2 separate regions of the Homo sapiens genome follow, and region 2 is linked to region 1. Evidence: read pairs that join two places in POLR2A ChIA-PET (ENCODE). Cell type or tissue: A673. All regions are shown on one strand. Each heading gives the region's core, and the rest is flanking DNA. Links, peaks and the distances in the headings are about the cores only. Region 1 overlaps LOC105375448 (a long non-coding RNA gene). Region 2 has its middle 110 kb from the start of LINC02903.

Region 1 (8,340 bases), core at 232-8,231:
TAGCTGGGATTACAGGCACCCACCACCATGCCCAGCTAATTTTTGTATTTTTAGTAGAGACGGGGTTTCGCCATGTTGGCCAGGCTGTTCTTGAACTCCTGACCTCCAGTGTACCTCCCACCTTGGCCTCCCAAAGTGCTAGGATTACAAGTACGAGCCACTGTGCCTGGCCAAAATGTTACCTTTAAATTGGAAAACAAACTGAGGACCTCACAGACAAATCAGTGGGCGGGCTGAGAGACAGAAAGTCTAAAAGTGAGATGATGGAAGAAAGAGCATGAGAGAGGTGGACTTTGGAATTTGTGAAATGAATAATCAGAACATTTCTCTCATTAATTATGCTCCATAAAGGTAACAGTACAATATTATTCAGGTGAAAATAGTATCTCTAAGGATGACTATCTGTAATAAATGGATTCCAAATTAATAGAATCTTTTAAATAGTTTTCTAAAACATAGGTTCAGAATAAAAATAGTTGAAGAATAAAGAACGCTGAACCCTGATTAATAGGTTGATTGCATCTGTTCTTATTCTTCTGTATTAGTTCACTGGTCAGAGACTGGCTTACAGCTTCCTGTTAATTGTGACATTAGCAAAATGCCACACTTGCTATTTAAGGAGAGAGAGAAATCCAGACAGCTTTTAGCATATGAGTAATCGGCCATTTAGTGGGCAGTACTAAAGGTTGGATGCGAGGAGGGATGAATTAGGTATCCTTTTAGTAGTGGGTCAAAGGAAAGTAGAAGCTTTAGATATCATTTTCCTTCCTGGGAATATTCTGGAAGTTTTGATTTTAAAAAAAGGTACTTTATATCAAATACAGAGTCATGAGTTCACTGGTTTATTTCTTTTTATTTCTCTTTCTAAGTAAAGCCTTCCTGGAAGATTGCTGCAGCATGTAAGTGTGAAGCCAAGCATTGAATACTCCATCACACCAAATATCATCTCTTTTCCTCTGGAAGGTGTTGAAAGGTTCATTTAATCCAATGACTCAATTGGAACCTTTTACAATGCATTTTATATGACACACGATTTATCTAGGTTTTAAAAATGCATTGGAAGAATACCTTTGTACATTTCAATGATCCTGAGAGAGAGCCTTGGTTACTTTAGATTATATGGATATTGTGCTATGACCTGCCTGCTTAACTGTAAACTTTTATCTCCAATTAACTTCTGCCTATGATCTATTTAAACCCTCAGAGAAGCGGGGAGAGGTAGAGAGTCAGACTGAAGCAAAGGGTGAAACTGCCTTTGGGAAACTGTGACTGAGACAGTGAAAAAGACCTAACTTAACCAACTCCATCTTGCTTCCAACCTCCAAGCCATCCTTATTCGTTCCTGGATGTAGGCTGAACTAACTTTGGGAGAAACTTAGTTTATAATTTATAGTCTAAACAAAGACAGTAACAGCCCTTTCCCAAAGCAGTCATCCTTCTTGCCTGGGAACTAGACTGCCTTTGTAGGACTAACATTAGCCACAAGATTAGAAATTATGGTTTAGGAGTCATGCAGCTAGAGGCTACAAGATTCTGACCCTCCCTAAACTGCTACCAAGATCAGCGCTTGAGATATTTTGCAGACCCTGCACTGATAGATCAGCTGGCACCACCCAGATCAACAAACTGTCTCATTTGATCCTGTGGCCCCAACCCACGAACTGACTCAGCACAAGAAGACAGCTTTGACTACCTATGATTTCATCCCTGACCAATCATCACGCCTGGCTCACTGGCTTCTCCTCACCCACCAAGTTATCCTTAAAAACTCTGCCCCCTGAATGCTCAGGGAGACTGATTTGAGTAATAATAAAACAGAACTAGGGTCTCCCACACAGCCGGCTCTGCATGAGTTACTCTTTCTCTATTGCAATTCCCCTGTCTTGATGAATCAGCTCTGTCTAGGCAGTTGCCAAGGTGAACCCCTTGGGTGGTTATAAATTTGGGGGCTCATCCTGGATTGCCCTTGTGGCTACCCATTCATAGTTCAGTGGCCCCCCCAATCCAGCGATGGATCCAGAAGCCAGCCCAAATGGCTGCCTAATTATCTTGGACTGGGGGCTGACTCTGGTACTCTCTCTACTGGTGGGGTGCTGCCGACCCAATGTGCATAGATTTAATTGCAATGGAGAAATAGTCCTGGGGAGATGTCCCTTAACTGCAGCCCTATCACAGAGTATCTGTCTGTAGCCCCATGGTAGGGTGTAGGGTGTCTGTCTGTAGCCCCATCGTAGGATGTCTGAACTGGTGCGTATCCTAGGCGCTGCCAATGCTTCCTTCCTTCTCCCGACTGGTTTTGTACCCTGTGGTGGGGTATCTGCAGCCCCATTGTGGGGTGTCTGTAGCTCCACCATGGGATATCTGTGTCTGTAGCCTCATTGCAGGGTGTTTGTTCAGTTCCTGGGAGGTCTCGGTTGGCTCTTTCAAACCAGGAAGAGTCCTGGTTTGGTAGACTTCTCCTCAATCAGGAAGATTTTGAGGAGGTTTCTCAGAAGAATAGGCAGATTGTTTCGAAGGGATACTCTTGGAGTTCTTGGTTAGGGATCTAATTTGGAGGGCCTTCTGTCCAACTTGTCTTTGTGTGTGTTTGTATATATGGAAGGGATCTCAGAGGGGCTGCTGATGGAAGTCCAGCAGGCCTAACTCAGAGAACCCTCCTTATTTGTCTGCTCACATTCAATGAGCCATAAAGAAGGCTAAACAGGCCTGTCTCTCAGGGTGACTATCTGCTCTTCCCCTTGCCCAGAAACCCCATTGTGAATTACCGTTCGGAGGTTGCCTGTCCCCACCTGGAGTGGATCAAAGACAACAGGGACCAACGGGAAAAAGTTTGAACTTTGCTAGGCTGATATTGGGTGCTAAACAAGTGACTAATGTTTGTTTTGTTATGTGTATTTTGCTGGTTGGAAAATGTTAATTTGATTCCCCATGCAGCCCATTGGGCAGCATCTTGCAAATTAAGAATCTTGTCTACGTTTCCATAAAATAGTAAAGGGTGATTTTCTCTTGTAAAGTGGATTGAACCCCACAGCTATAGCACAAGCGAGCAGGGACATCAGAAGCCACTCCGTTCTTCTGGAAGCTGCAGAGAAAGGGAATCCAGAAACCTGGCATGCTAGCAGAAAGGGTAAGAAATTCTTACCAGCCAAGTTTCTGTTCTCTCTCTCTTTCTCCTTCTCTTTCTCTGTCTGGGTAAAACAGTAAATAAACTATTGGTCTCCTCTGCAAGAGTTTGATGAATAGAAAAAAGGATTTGTGAGACTAGTCTTAGGCTGCAGCAAATCTGGTGTACTTTGTGCTAAGAATTTGTCTTTCTGTGTTCTGTAATGGAGAAAGGGGTATCACAGGCTAGAACATGGGTTTAGACCCCTATAAGCCTGCTTTTCAAGCCAGCTTGGCAGGCTGGTCATTTACAAACTTTGCTACAGATCCCTGAAACCAATACTGTACGAAATGCCTCTGTCTTGTTTTGTGTCCTTAAGAGCTTAACCTTGTGACCATGTGGGGATACTTTCTTTTGGTTTCCACCATCCAGAGGACAGGAATTTGGGGGTTCATGTCATAGTTAGTCCTAAAAATTTTTCTTGAGCAGTTAAAAGCCTTGCAAGCTTGAAATTGGCTTCTCTAGGCTCCTTCTGGGAAAAGTAATGGAAAACTGCTCAATGCTATATAGCTCAGTAGCTAAGGCTTTATCTTTTGACAGTGGTGGCTTAGGTTCAATTGTTGGCTTCTGGATTGACTCCTTTCTGGTTTGTTATTTGTGTAACTTGGCCATTTATTGAGTTTTTTCCCCCCATAGTTAGCTTCTGATTTCCTCTCTTGAATTTTCCTTTCTCTGAACTACCTTGTGGAGATTCTAAATCTTGTAAAAAAAGAAACTGCTTACCATGTCTTTGAAGCACGTGAGAGGTTACCTTTAGCAAAGTTCAGAAACTAGAAATATTGGCCGCTTGGCATGGCTAAAGTCTGGTAACAAGAGATCTGAAAGGATTTCTTTTTTAAAGAGCACTATCGTTAAAAGTCGGTTTAATTAAAAGTGGATAAACGAGCTATAGGTATACTTAAAAAGCCTTTATGTTTTTCTCTTCTTGGAACTTGTTTTTCTGGAAAAAGGTTTTTTTCTTCTTAGTCGGCTGAATTATTTTTCTCCTTTTTTTTTTTTTTTTTTTTTTTGTCTTGCCACTCTTAATGCACATGAGAGGCCCTAAGATAATTTCTGGTATCCAGGGACTCATTGGGAAAAACAGAGGAAGTGCCAAAAACCCCGTTTTGGGGAAAAAAACCCTCTGTTTTCCTGATGAAATCCCAGGAATTAAAAGCAGATAGATCCCTCTCAAAATCAAAGGCCCTGCTCTGTTTTGCATTGTGTTATCTGATGGTTTTGAGTTTTGAGGGTATCAGAAATTACTTTGCATTATGAGAGAGCTTTGGTGTGTAATAACTAGGTAGGAAATATACTTTAAGGGATGGCTAATAGTTATTATGGAGAGGCACTTGATTCTTTGCACACTTGGATCAGAAAAGCACGCTCTTGGCCACCTGGAAGGAAACATTCCCACCTGCCCAGGGAGATGAGACTCCCATGAGAGATGGGCTGATTACAAAATGGGCTGATTGGCTTTGAGCTGCCTTGCAATGAAACACAGGGTAGAAGCTCTGCACTGTCCTCTCCCACAGTATTTCCCTCTTTTGGGGAGCCAGGATCCAGTATAAAATGACACCCTTAATTTTGGGGATCTGTCTTTGCCTTCAACTGCTTATTTGCTGCTTATTTGACCCTCGAAATGCATGCTTTCCTGGCCCCTTTCCCCCAAGGGCTCCACCCTGAAGCCAGTAATCCAATTAAAAAACTGGCAAATGAAAAATTTTACAAGTGCTGAATCTTCTGTCTGTCCGTGTATTTATATGTGTTGTATGTTTATATATAATAGCTCCGATTAATGGGCTTAGAAAAATAAGCGAGATCAAAGGACAAGGAGGCCAATAAAAGCTGCAAAAAGGAGGAGGATCTTGCCTTTATTCAGCCTCCACTGCACCTGGGTGGGCATGAGCTGGCAGGTTGAACTGATAATAGAAACATGCCAGGTTAGCAAAGCAACACAGAGAAAAGCCTGGCCAGTGCTCCCCAGACTCAACAAACACTGGCTCCATGTGGCCACCGGGATTCAGGATCAGAAGATCCAAACCACAGAGGGGCATTCATTTGCACAAATGAGGACAGAGACAGAAATAAAATCCTAGAGTCAGACAAGGGTATGCACATCAGTTGGAGGAAGGCAGTATCAAAAAGGCAATGAACAGTTGATCCCATAGGAAGAGAGTCAAGGTCAGCAACAAGCGAAGCCAAAGAAACGGTAGCAGACAAGATGTCACCTCCAAAAATGAGCTGTGTCCACAGTGCTTGTAGATCAGGCGCACCCTTTTACCAAAGTGAAGAACTTCCCTTAGTATGCCCACAAGGACGTGATTCCTTCTACCACATCTTATTAATGATGTGGACATTTGAAACATTAAATTCCACAACGATTTAATTGGCACCTGCAGCCCTGAATTACCCTTCTGGAAAGATCATGTCAGTCCCCACTGAATGCTTGTTCTGAATTGCCAAATAGCACTTAGAACTGTGGGACAATGGTCTGCTGCCCTCCACTAAGTCATGTCATGCTTTATTCTTCATGTTGCCCCATGGTCCGCTGCATCCTGACCTCCTGTTTACAATAGACATAAAGAAGATATCCAGCAATTTCAGGTCATAGTTCCTCACCAAAGAGTTAATGATCTGGTTGAGGCTGAAACCTCTACTGTACATTAGAAATACCTGGGGACCTCCTGCAAAACAGCATGTAGGATATAGCCTGGATATGGGTAAATTTTATAAACTCCCCAGAAGAGTCTAATAACCATCCAGGGTTGTAAATGACTGTCCAAATGAAGGCATTACACATAAGCAGCAAACAAATGCAAGGCCACAGACAGCACAAGCACAGTGCACCACAGATCAACGTCAATGCCGTCGCAAGTCAACCATGATAAAGCATGCACAGTCATTTTGTTCTTTGTTTAATAAAATGGCAAACCTGAAAAGCCAAAAATAAACTTAAGTTTACAGTCAATTGGAAAGTAACTGGGTTAAGTCAGTTGGCTTCAGCCTGACTACAGTCCTCCATGAACGGCATTGCTCAGGGACCGTCAGTCAATTCCTTGGCATAGAGGCTAGCTTATGCTGTGGTAACAAACAAACCCAAAATTCCTCAGCAGCTTAAAGCAACAAGTTACTTCTCACTAATGCCTCACATCTGTTACAGTTCAACTGAGGGCTTTGCTTCTTCATCCTTAGTTTAGGACCCATTTCCCAGGAATGTCCCAGATAACAGAGCAGCCATTATCTGGGACATTCCTGGGAAAGAGAGCATGATGTGCCACATGAACATTTTTAAAGATTCTGCTGAGATGTATCACACCTCATTTCTCCTATTTCATTAACCAAAGGAAGTCAGGTGGTCACACCTAACATGAATCCTACTATGTACCAAAACAAAAAGCCGGAAAGGCTTGGTGAACAGAAAAACTGACTACTTAATGCACTAGATAGGTATGGACAAAGCAAAGCAACATAGACAAACCCATCTCTATTGTGTAATTTTTGTATTTCCTAATGATAGCTAAAATGTATATGGACTGCAATAAGGACAGACAAGTACTATTTAAGATTCATAACAACTCTACAGTAGATACCCTTAACATGACCACTTTACAAATGAGTAAACTAAGACTAAAAAGAAGTGAAATAATTTTTCCAAGCTCACAGAGCTCGGAGCAAGCTGTTGAGTTGGGGTTGAGTAGCTCTAGAGCTAGCCTACTGGTAGAGCAGTCCAGTTTGCTCAAGACTAAGAGGTTTCCTGAGGGATTTTCAATGCGAAATCCAAGACCATCCTGAGCATTACAGGTATTAATCACATTACCGTCTTATTGATCAGGTTTATAGTCAATGACAGTGCTTACTGTTTTCCACATCGGAGAAGAGCTCTGAAATCTGCTAATCCCTATGCATAATAACAACACAGCATAATTCATGCCCTCCAGAAAAATCGTTCCAAGTCTCATGTTTTTATTTTGATTTGTGTTTGTTTCTTGGGTTGTTGTAGTGGTGATGATAGTATTAACATATCAGCATCCTATCATGAATATGCCTAAGAATCTCCCACCAAGATATCCTCAGTGTTATGTGTTCATTTAACCCAGGCTTCCAGGGACCACATAGACATTCAGACCAACATTACCGTGGCCTTGGGGATTATCACAATGTGACTGATTCTATCCTAAATATCCCCATTCTGTCCTCTGCTTCCCTGGAAGTTCCAAGTGGCTCACATCCTTCCTTAACAATCATTTCCATTTTTAAACAGCCACTGTCATAGTTGTCAATTCTCCTACAGCTGCCAGAATTGAAGCCTAATGACATAATTCTGTTTATTGACCAGTCCCTACATAACAAGCCACAGGCTGCTGCCGTTACACATTGTTTCATGTCATCCCTGACCAATCAGGTTGGGTTATTAACCTCTGACATACCCAAATAGTTCACTCTACTTTCTGACAAGAGCTTCTCTTCCTTCCCAGATCTAGTGATTGCCTGTTTTCTTGCCTGTATATCTCATGTATGCAGCATGAGAGTAAGACTATGTTTTAAGCCATCATTCTATTCCCAACAATCTCTTTTTCTCCCTTTAGTACAAAGCAGGACACTCTTAGGGGCAGCCCTTCAAGAGGCAGTATTCTAAGAAGCACCCTAACACTGAACCAAACTACCTGACTTCAAATCCTGACTCTGTTACCTACTAGCTATGGAAGCCTGGACAAGTTTCCTCACCTCTTTAAGCAAGCATTTCCTCTTCTGCAAAATAGACGTAATAATAGTACCTACCTCATAGGGTTGTTGTGAAGATTAAATGTGTTACCAAATATAAAGCTTTAAAACATAACCTGGCATCGAACACCAATGTTCTGGTTTGCCTGGGACTTAGGGGCTTCAAGGATGCAGGACTTTCAGTGCTGAAACTAGAAAAGTCACACGCAAAGCAGGTAACTCCACCTGGCACATAGTAAGCAATGTTTCTATGTAAGCTTCTGTTGAAGATGTGGTTGGTGATATACGGAAAGATGGTACCCTCTTTTGAACCGTAACTAGATTATTACATACCTCCAATTTCTGTTTTTTTTCCGAATTATGTCATCTGAGCAAGCAGCAGGCATACATACCTCCTAAACTAAGCACCCAGCTTATGGGCTCCTAAACTAGGCACCCAGCTCATGGGCTCTTTTGTCTTCAAACGTATCATC
Region 2 (8,340 bases), core at 48-8,047, 150 kb before region 1:
CAGGAAAAGTAACTCAAACAAATTAAGTTATATGGTCATCCTATTTAAGGAGCTCATAAGCTGATAAGTAGTATGGTAAAACTATTATTAAAACTCAGAGGACAAGGCAATTAATTTAGGGGAATTGGGAGGCTGCAGGGTAGTGATCCTTAAGAAGTAAGGGTTTCATTGAATCTCAAAGAATTAGTAGGATTCTACCCCTAGCAAGAGAATGAGAAACACACTTCAAGCAAAAGAAACAGCAGAGGCATCCATCAAACCGTCACACATGCCTCTGCTGTTTCTTTTGCTTGAAGTGTGTTTCTCATTCTCTTGCTAGGGTAGAATCCTACTAGTTCTTTGAGATTCAAAACACGGCACATGTATACCTGTAACAAACCTGCAGGTTCTGCACATGTTCCCCAGAACTTAAAGTATAATTTAAAAATAAATAAATGAATAAATAAATACAAGGACATACTTTGTTATCTTCCTCACTATCAAAAGGTTCAAGTCTCAGACTTAACTTTTTAGTTTACAAACAAAAATAAAGACAGGAAATAGTCTTAAAAAAAAAAAGAAAGAAAGAAAAGAAATAGCTCACGCCTGTAATCCCAGCACTTTGGGAGACCACAGCAGGTGGATCACTTGAGGTCAGGAGTTCAAGACCAGCCTGGGCATCATGGTGAAACCCCATCTCTACTACAAATACAAAAAATTAGCTGGGCGTGGTGTGGGCGCCTGTAATCTCAGCGACTTGGGAAGCTGAGGAAGGAGAATCACTTGAACCTGGGAGGCAGAGGTTGCAGTGAGCAGAGATCACACCATTGCACTCCAGCCTGGGTGACAAGAGCAAGACTCCATCTCAAAAAAAAAAAAAAAAGAGAGAGAGAAATAGAAAGAAACAGCAGAAAGCTCATTAAAATATTGGTTGCAATTCTAATATTGCCCATTACAGTAGGAAATAGTAAGGATTTATAAGATAACTACAGTATTTGTCATAGCTCTTACCTTTATGGAAGTTGTAATTTAAAAAAATATAAAAGCAACTTTTTGAAGACAAAAAAATGGATAAGGCTTTCCTCTTAACTGTAGAATACATACACAAGATCTAAATGTGAAAAAAACACTACCAGGACAAACAGAGAGAGAAGGAGAGATGGAAGAAGGAAGGGAGTTGGGAAGGGAAGGAGGGAGGGAGGCAACTTAGCAGCATCATTCAACAGGATTCTTAATTTCCAATAACTTTCAACTGATAGTTTTCTGGATTCAACATAGATTTCAGGATGGAGATACAGAACTTTATTATTTTACAAATTTAAGATCCATATTTTCAGTAGCTGTTGTCTTGTGTGGGTCTGGAGGCACTAACAGAAGACAAAGCTGAGCTGTTTTTTTTTTAACATCATGATATGATGTGTCACTTTCTGGAGGTCAATATTTCGGTGCCTCCCAACTCACGCCAAAGGCTATATATTATATTTGAATAAAATTTACATATGACAACTTCTATTGCAACATCTTTCAACCTTCTCCTAATGCAGTTTTCTTCCAGGTTTAGCAAGCTGGGAAGATTGCCATACTCTCCTTTATTTTCTATTTCTTTGTTAATTTTCAGCATCTTTTGATTTTTCAGCTAAACATCATAGGAATTGGGTCCTTATGTCCAGTATTACTAAATCAGTCATATATACATAGCTACCTAAATTGTATATATTAAGTAAGACAGGCAGATTTTTTGTTTGTTTTGTTTGTTTGTTTGAGACAGAGTTTCACTCTTGTCGTCCAGGCTGGAGTGCAATGGCACGATCTTGGCTCACTGCATCCTCCACCTCCCAGGTTCAAGTGATTCTCCTGCCCCAACCTTCCAAGTAGCTAGGATTACAGGCATGTGCCACCATGCCCAGCTAGTTTTGTATTTTTAGTAGAGATACGGTTTCTCCATGTTGGTCAGGCTGGTCTTGAACTCCCAACCTCAGGTGATCCGCCCACCTCGGCCTCCCAAAGTGCTGGGATTACAGGGACAGGGTTTTAATGTGTGTGATTTTTTTTTTTTTTGGCCACCCACCTCAGAACCACCTGAGTGCTTACTAAAATGCAGACTCCCAGGCCCAGTCTCAAACCATTAAATTGTAAGCTTAGGAGATGGGTTCTGGAAATTTGCATTTTAATAAATTCCATGAAAATTTTTCCACAAGACTCCTGCCATTTAAAAATGAGGTTTGAAATTACTCCCACATTCCATTTGAGCTACCTTAACAACTTGAAGTAAAAAGGCATAATTATCTCAAAAAGAACTAAGGAAATGCTTTCTTGGAGGAAAAAAGGAAAAGATATTTTGGAAAACTAGTATATGGCATCGTCCAGGTTAATAACTCAACTACAGATAGCTCACCCACTGAAACTACTTTTAGAGATCATAAAATGTTATAATTGGAAGGGTCTATAGAAGTCAATTAGTACAACCTTAACTTGACCTCCATATTAAAGCTGAGGAAATCAAAAGCCATGGAGTCTAATTATTATCTGTTACTTTATTTATTTTAAAAAGGGATATTTTGCTTGCTTTTTAAAGAATCATACATATAATGACATTTTTTTAAATACATGCATTTTGCCAGAATAGCTAATCTCATCCATTGAAGGAAGCATAAGTATACCAGGCCTCATTTATTTTGCTATGATTTAATCCAATTATCTAAGCCCCAAACATGAAAAAAATAAATTTATGTAAATAACTGGTTCAGTCTCACAGTTACAAGTAGGTTATGATGTGCCAATCATCCCATGCCCTCAGAAGGCAATAAAGACACAATTTCAAATGTCATGCTTTTGCCTACTGTCAGCCACATGAAGGTTTGTGAATTTTAAACATATTTGTATGCTTAATAAGTACAGATTCTTCTACCCACATTTCATATAACTACATGTACGTTTTGCTCATTTCTCTGTTATGTTGTCAGAATCATCTAACGTGGCTCAAATCACTGAATACCATAAAAAGTGACATTTATTTTCTACAAAAGATGGCCCATAGACATAAACATTTGACCAAAAGCTAACTGGATTTAACCTAAATTGCCTATCATAAATCCACAAAATTCAGTCCTCAGTAAGAGAACAAAAGCAGTTTTTTTTAAATAAGGCATATACCTAATGACATTTGTTCTCTCTGAATAAAATAGGGTTGTTAAATCACCCACTGTTATAATCACTCCAACAACTACTCTCTCCTTGCTCTCAATGCAAGTTCACATTTCACTGAGAAATTAGAAGCAGCCCTAAGGGAATGCCCACAATCTCTGTCTACAGCATAAGCACTTCTGTGCTTACAAACCCTGCCTGCTTCCCACTAAACACAGATGCACTATCCATCCTCCTCTCAGAGGCAAAGCTCTCCACTCTTAGGTAAATCTTAATCGTCTTGCCTTCTCAACAGAAATCTCTCCAATGACTATTTCCCCCACATTTTCAATGCTTTCTCGTTTCCACTAGATTATTCCCATTAGCATTCAAAAATCTATAATGTTCCACATCAAAGAAGAAAGAAGGAAGGAAGGAAGGAAGGAAGGAAGGAAGGAAGGAAGGAAGGAAGGAAGGAAGGAAGGAAGGAAAGGAGGGAGGGAGGGAAGGAGTTCAGAAAAACTTTCCCATACCCGCTTTACTGCTTCTTATGTCATAAAAGCCTTACCTTCTCAAGACTGATCTCCCTTAGACTGGGCTCCCAGAAAATAATTTGTTGTCCTACAGAGTTCCCATAGAAATTGGGGAGCTAGTGCTTATTGTAATAATGAATTCTGGTCAGTCAGAGGCTTGAACCACAGCCCTGCAAGCAGCCAAGGCAGGAATGAAAGGAATCAGACAGGAGTCCAAGTATCCCAGCCATCCCATCACATCGGGAGAGGAGCTGGTGCAGCTTGAAGGCCCCCCAGGCTGATGACAGAGTCCTTCTCCTAGAGTCTGACACTCAGGCCTGCTAGATCTCTGTGCACTGCTCTAAAATGCAATGAGGCCATGGGAGTTCACACTTCTGATACTGGTTCTGTGCCTCTGAGTTTTCTTCCAATAAACATTGTCCCATCAGGCTGGGTGTGTGTGCTATCTGGCCATTCATTCAACATGGCTGAAACAACAATACCATTCCCTGTTTATGGCAAAACTCTTCAAGAGTTATCTATACTTGCTGTGTCTATTTTTTGTCTTCTTCTTCTCCTTTGAACCCGCCCAGAAAGGCTTTGTCTCTGCCATTCTATCGAACAACTCACAGAATTGTCAATAATAACCCCCCATTGCCAACTCCATCTTCCTTTCATTAGACCTATAAAGAGTTTTTGCCTCTGTGCCCCTCCCTCCTTGAACAATTACTTCACTTGGCCTCTGAACACCACTATCTTTTGCTTCTCCTTGTATCTCAGCATCTCATTCCTCTTCAGTCTTCACTGATGATTCCTCCAATCTCTAACCCTTGAAACATACCAGGCCTCAGCTCTCAGAACTTCCCATCTAAACTTACTCCCTAAGTGATCTCTTCTAGTTCCTGACTTTGATGGCTCTAAATACCAATTTTATGCTGATGATTCCCAAATGTTCAGGTCCAGCCATGACCTTTCCCTTGGAAGTAAACACTCATCTCTCCAGTGTCCAAACTTGACATATCCCAAAGTGACCTGCCGAGTTCCCCTACCAAATCTTTACTCCAGCATTGCCCATCTTAGTTGCTCAGGCCCAAAACCTTAAAATCATCTTTGGCCACTAGCTTTTATCTCATGCCCATCATCTATTCCATCAAAAAATTATGTCACCTCTATCTCCAAAATATGATAAAAATCTAATCACTCGTCACACCCTCTATTGCTATCATCCTGATCCAAATCACTCTTGCCCATTGCCTAGATTTGAACTAGCCACCACAGTGTTTACTTCCACTTTGGCCCCATTCCAGTTATTCTGATAGCACCCAAACTAATCCTTTTTAAGGAAAATAACATCAGGTCACTTTTTCTGCTTGTGGCCTTCACTGCCTTCCCATTTCAATCAGAGCAAAAGCCAATGTCTTATTATGGCCTCCAAGGCCCTATAAGGTCTGAATCCTCCCACTTCCTTGCTGACGTCAGCTACTCTCCCAATCACACAGGACTCCTTGCTGTCTCTTAGGCACACTTTTGCCTCAGGACAGCGGCTCTTTCTCCTGCTATGAGCACTCTTTTGGCAAATAACAACATTTGCTTGTTTTCCACTTCCTTAGGTCTCCAAGAAAGGCTTCTACATAAAATGGCTACTAACAATTCATGTACACTGGCAGTTTCCATCCCCCATCACCCTGATCCATTTTTTTCTCCATAATACTTATTGCCATTGAACATATTATACTTTTATTGTCTATTTTATCCACAATAATGCAAGTTATATTACAGCAAGGACTTCATCTGCTTTGCTCACTGCTGCACCCCCAGGACTTAGGACAACACCAGCTATATCATAGGTGCTCATTATATATTTGTTGAATGAATGAATATATATATATGTTAAAATGATGAACAAATTAAACCAGGGATTTTTTAAATATTCAATCACAGTTTGACTAAAATCACATTAATTTTCCAATGAAAAGCCTTTAATAGTCATGCAAAAGGTTGCTCTAAGATGGCTGATTAAACATTTCATTTCCAAAACTAAATTTCTATCCTTGGGTCACTATTTTCAAACAACCTTTCAGCCCTTTTGAAAGAACCCTACATAGATTATTATTTATTCTTTTCATTATTTCATGACATTCTCAAAGATCAAGTAAAAAACACATGTCGAAGCAATTTCTCCCTGTTTCTTCTGATTAAAATCAATACTTTTCCTGCTCTTAACAGCAGTAAAAATCAACACAATAGTTACTGTTAACTCAATAGAATGTCAAGTGATATCTTTGTGTATTGTTACCAGCAGGGATATCAACAGAAGATTACCAACAGCCTATAATCATTGCTGGCTTTATTATCTACAAAATGTCATGTGTGCGTATGGGATTTCACAAAACATCACAGTGAAAACAAGGCTCCTGCCTCAAATAACTTGGAGTTTATTTAGACAAAGAAATAAAGAATAGGGAGGCAAAACTTAAGAGGAAGTCCTGCTGTTGTTGAGAAAAGAATGATTGATCTAAGTGGTTAAGGCAGGATAATAAGTCCCATTCCTATTTCCATGGCTGTGTAGCTTGATTCTGCTATTTGAATTACAAACAGCAGCCATAATCCTGACCGATTATTTTCAAAACACTGCTCCCTGTTGGACATGGAGAAAAAGCTCAGACCATAACCATCAGCAGATACACTGTTAGAAATGCCAAGCAATATAAAGGTGACGTCCCACCAATAGTTGCTAGAAACGTCTTATAATATTTTATTATTTAAAGAAAATTGACCCTTTCCCAAAAAAAAAAAAAACCATGGAAACTATATTGTACTTAGCCTAACAGTGAATTTCTAAGTCTATGTAACTTAAAACATCTAACATAGAATGTTTATAATGAGGGTTGCAAACTAAAATGTTTATAAGGAAAACAATTAAAAAGTGAAGCAGGTAGGAAATGTGTGTATTGGAGAAGGTGGTGATGGGGCATGTGACAAACGTGCTGCATATTCTTCACCTAAAAAGGGCAGCTATTTCTCAAAAAGAGTAGGTTGATGTCACAAGGAAGTACAGGCCCAATGCTGCCAAGCCTTCCAGTTATCTGAAAGAAGACAGAAATCCAAAATGTTTATGTGCAATTTCTAAGGTTTAACTTGTTGCTCAATTAAAATAAAATAATCATTCATTCTCAGCAAATCATCACTCTCAGCAAACTAACACAGGAACAGAAAACCAAACACTACATGTTCTCACTCATAAGTGGGAGTTGAACAATGAGAACATCTGGGCACAGGGAGGGGAACATCATACACCAGGACCTATTGGTGGGTGGGGGGCAAGGGGAGGGATAGCATTAGGAGAAATACCTAATGTAGATGACGGATTGATGGGTGCAGCAAACCACCATGGCATGTATGTACCTATTAACAAACCTGCACATTCTGCACATGTACCCCAGAACTTAAAGTATAATAAAAAAAAAGAAAAATACTAGAATTGTGTATCAGGCACAATAATTGCAACTAAAATTAAATTAACAAAGATATGAGGAAAGCCTAAGGCAGCCAATACCCAGTGCAAAGTGTTCAAAGCAAATGCTCATCAAATAACTTTTTCACATCAGGAAACAATATGGTGGTAATTTGGGAGTTTTAACATGTCCAATAATGTCCTTATTTTGCAATCACACTAGATACTTTGGCTAGACTCAAAATAAATTTGCTTCAAAAAGGGACATGGCTTCTTTCTCAAATATCTATTGTCACTAAGGAGAAACACTATAAGACGAATTATTTCTTTCTTGTAAAATACTTATTTTTTTCTCTAGGAAAGAATTACAAATTTTCACATTGTTAGAATTCAGAAACATCAGCAGTACATGTCTAGTTGAATAATTTTCTTTTTCCTATTGGGTCTTCCTTGGGCCTTTTAAACTAACCTTTATTCACTTCAAGGAAATACTCATCTAGTATTTTACTGATTAATTCTTCCCTTTCATTGTCTCTGTTTTCTTTTCTTGAAATGCATATCATTAATGCGCTAGATCTCGATGTTGTTCTCATACTCACTGTCTCTTTGCCTTTTTGCTTTTTTTCTAGCAGATTTTTCTGACCTTAGCACTTCCAAAACCAAGTCAATTTCACTATACTCATTTTATTATTCAGTAAATCCATTTTTAAAATATGAAAATAATACTTTCAAATTTAAAAAACTCTTTTACTGTTCATGAATTATTTCTTTTCCATTGCCCCTATTCTTCTTTTACAAAATGCAACACTTAGATAAGTCTGACGATATTAATAAAAATACCCATTCACTGCACATCAGCCTGGGCAACATGGTGAGACCATGTCCCTAATATATATATCTATGTGTGTGTGTGTGTGTGTGTGTGTGTGTGTGTGTGTGTGTGTGTATAATCTCCACTTACTCTATTTTCAGCACCCTGAATTATCTCTGCTTCCTTGTGGGTCTCTTGTTCTTTATAGTCATCTTGATATTTCTCTTTTAGGCTGTTGGCGATTATTCGTTTACCATTTACATTTATAAGCAAAGGGCAATGCATAAGTGTTCACATTTGTGCAGGTTTCCCTGCATTGTTTCATTAAGTAACTTCACTAAGCATTGCCCCCAAATGGGAGTCTTGACCATAAGCTCTGTGTAAGTATAGGCGTGTGTCAAAACAAAGGCTTCCCTGTAGCGTGAATAGACAGAGAGTTGAGTTGACAGGCAGGGATGGGA

What was found. Peaks named below come from ENCODE experiments on the same cell type or tissue, not always from the same donor. Only the 100,000 strongest peaks of a DNase experiment are listed, where the experiment ranks them.
Region 2: POLR2A ChIA-PET joins it to region 1 with 10 read pairs; 2 of 35 experiments call an interaction of 5 or more read pairs at or near these places.

The regions. Positions count from the first base shown.
Region 1 is chr7:108,621,180-108,629,519 of GRCh38, reverse strand. The region is part of intron 3 of LOC105375448 (a long non-coding RNA gene); the gene reads right to left. Among named protein-coding and RNA genes, the nearest start is that of DNAJB9, 55 kb to the right of the region's middle. In A673, for the core only: no CTCF peak of the experiment used is centred there; no DNase peak of the experiment used is centred there.
Region 2 is chr7:108,766,509-108,774,848 of GRCh38, reverse strand. No RefSeq gene overlaps it. Among named protein-coding and RNA genes, the nearest start is that of LINC02903, 110 kb to the left of the region's middle. In A673, for the core only: a CTCF peak has its summit at 6,285 (motif pointing left); DNase peaks (open chromatin) are centred at 2,768, 3,338, 3,688 and 6,038; H3K27ac peaks cover 5,204 bases.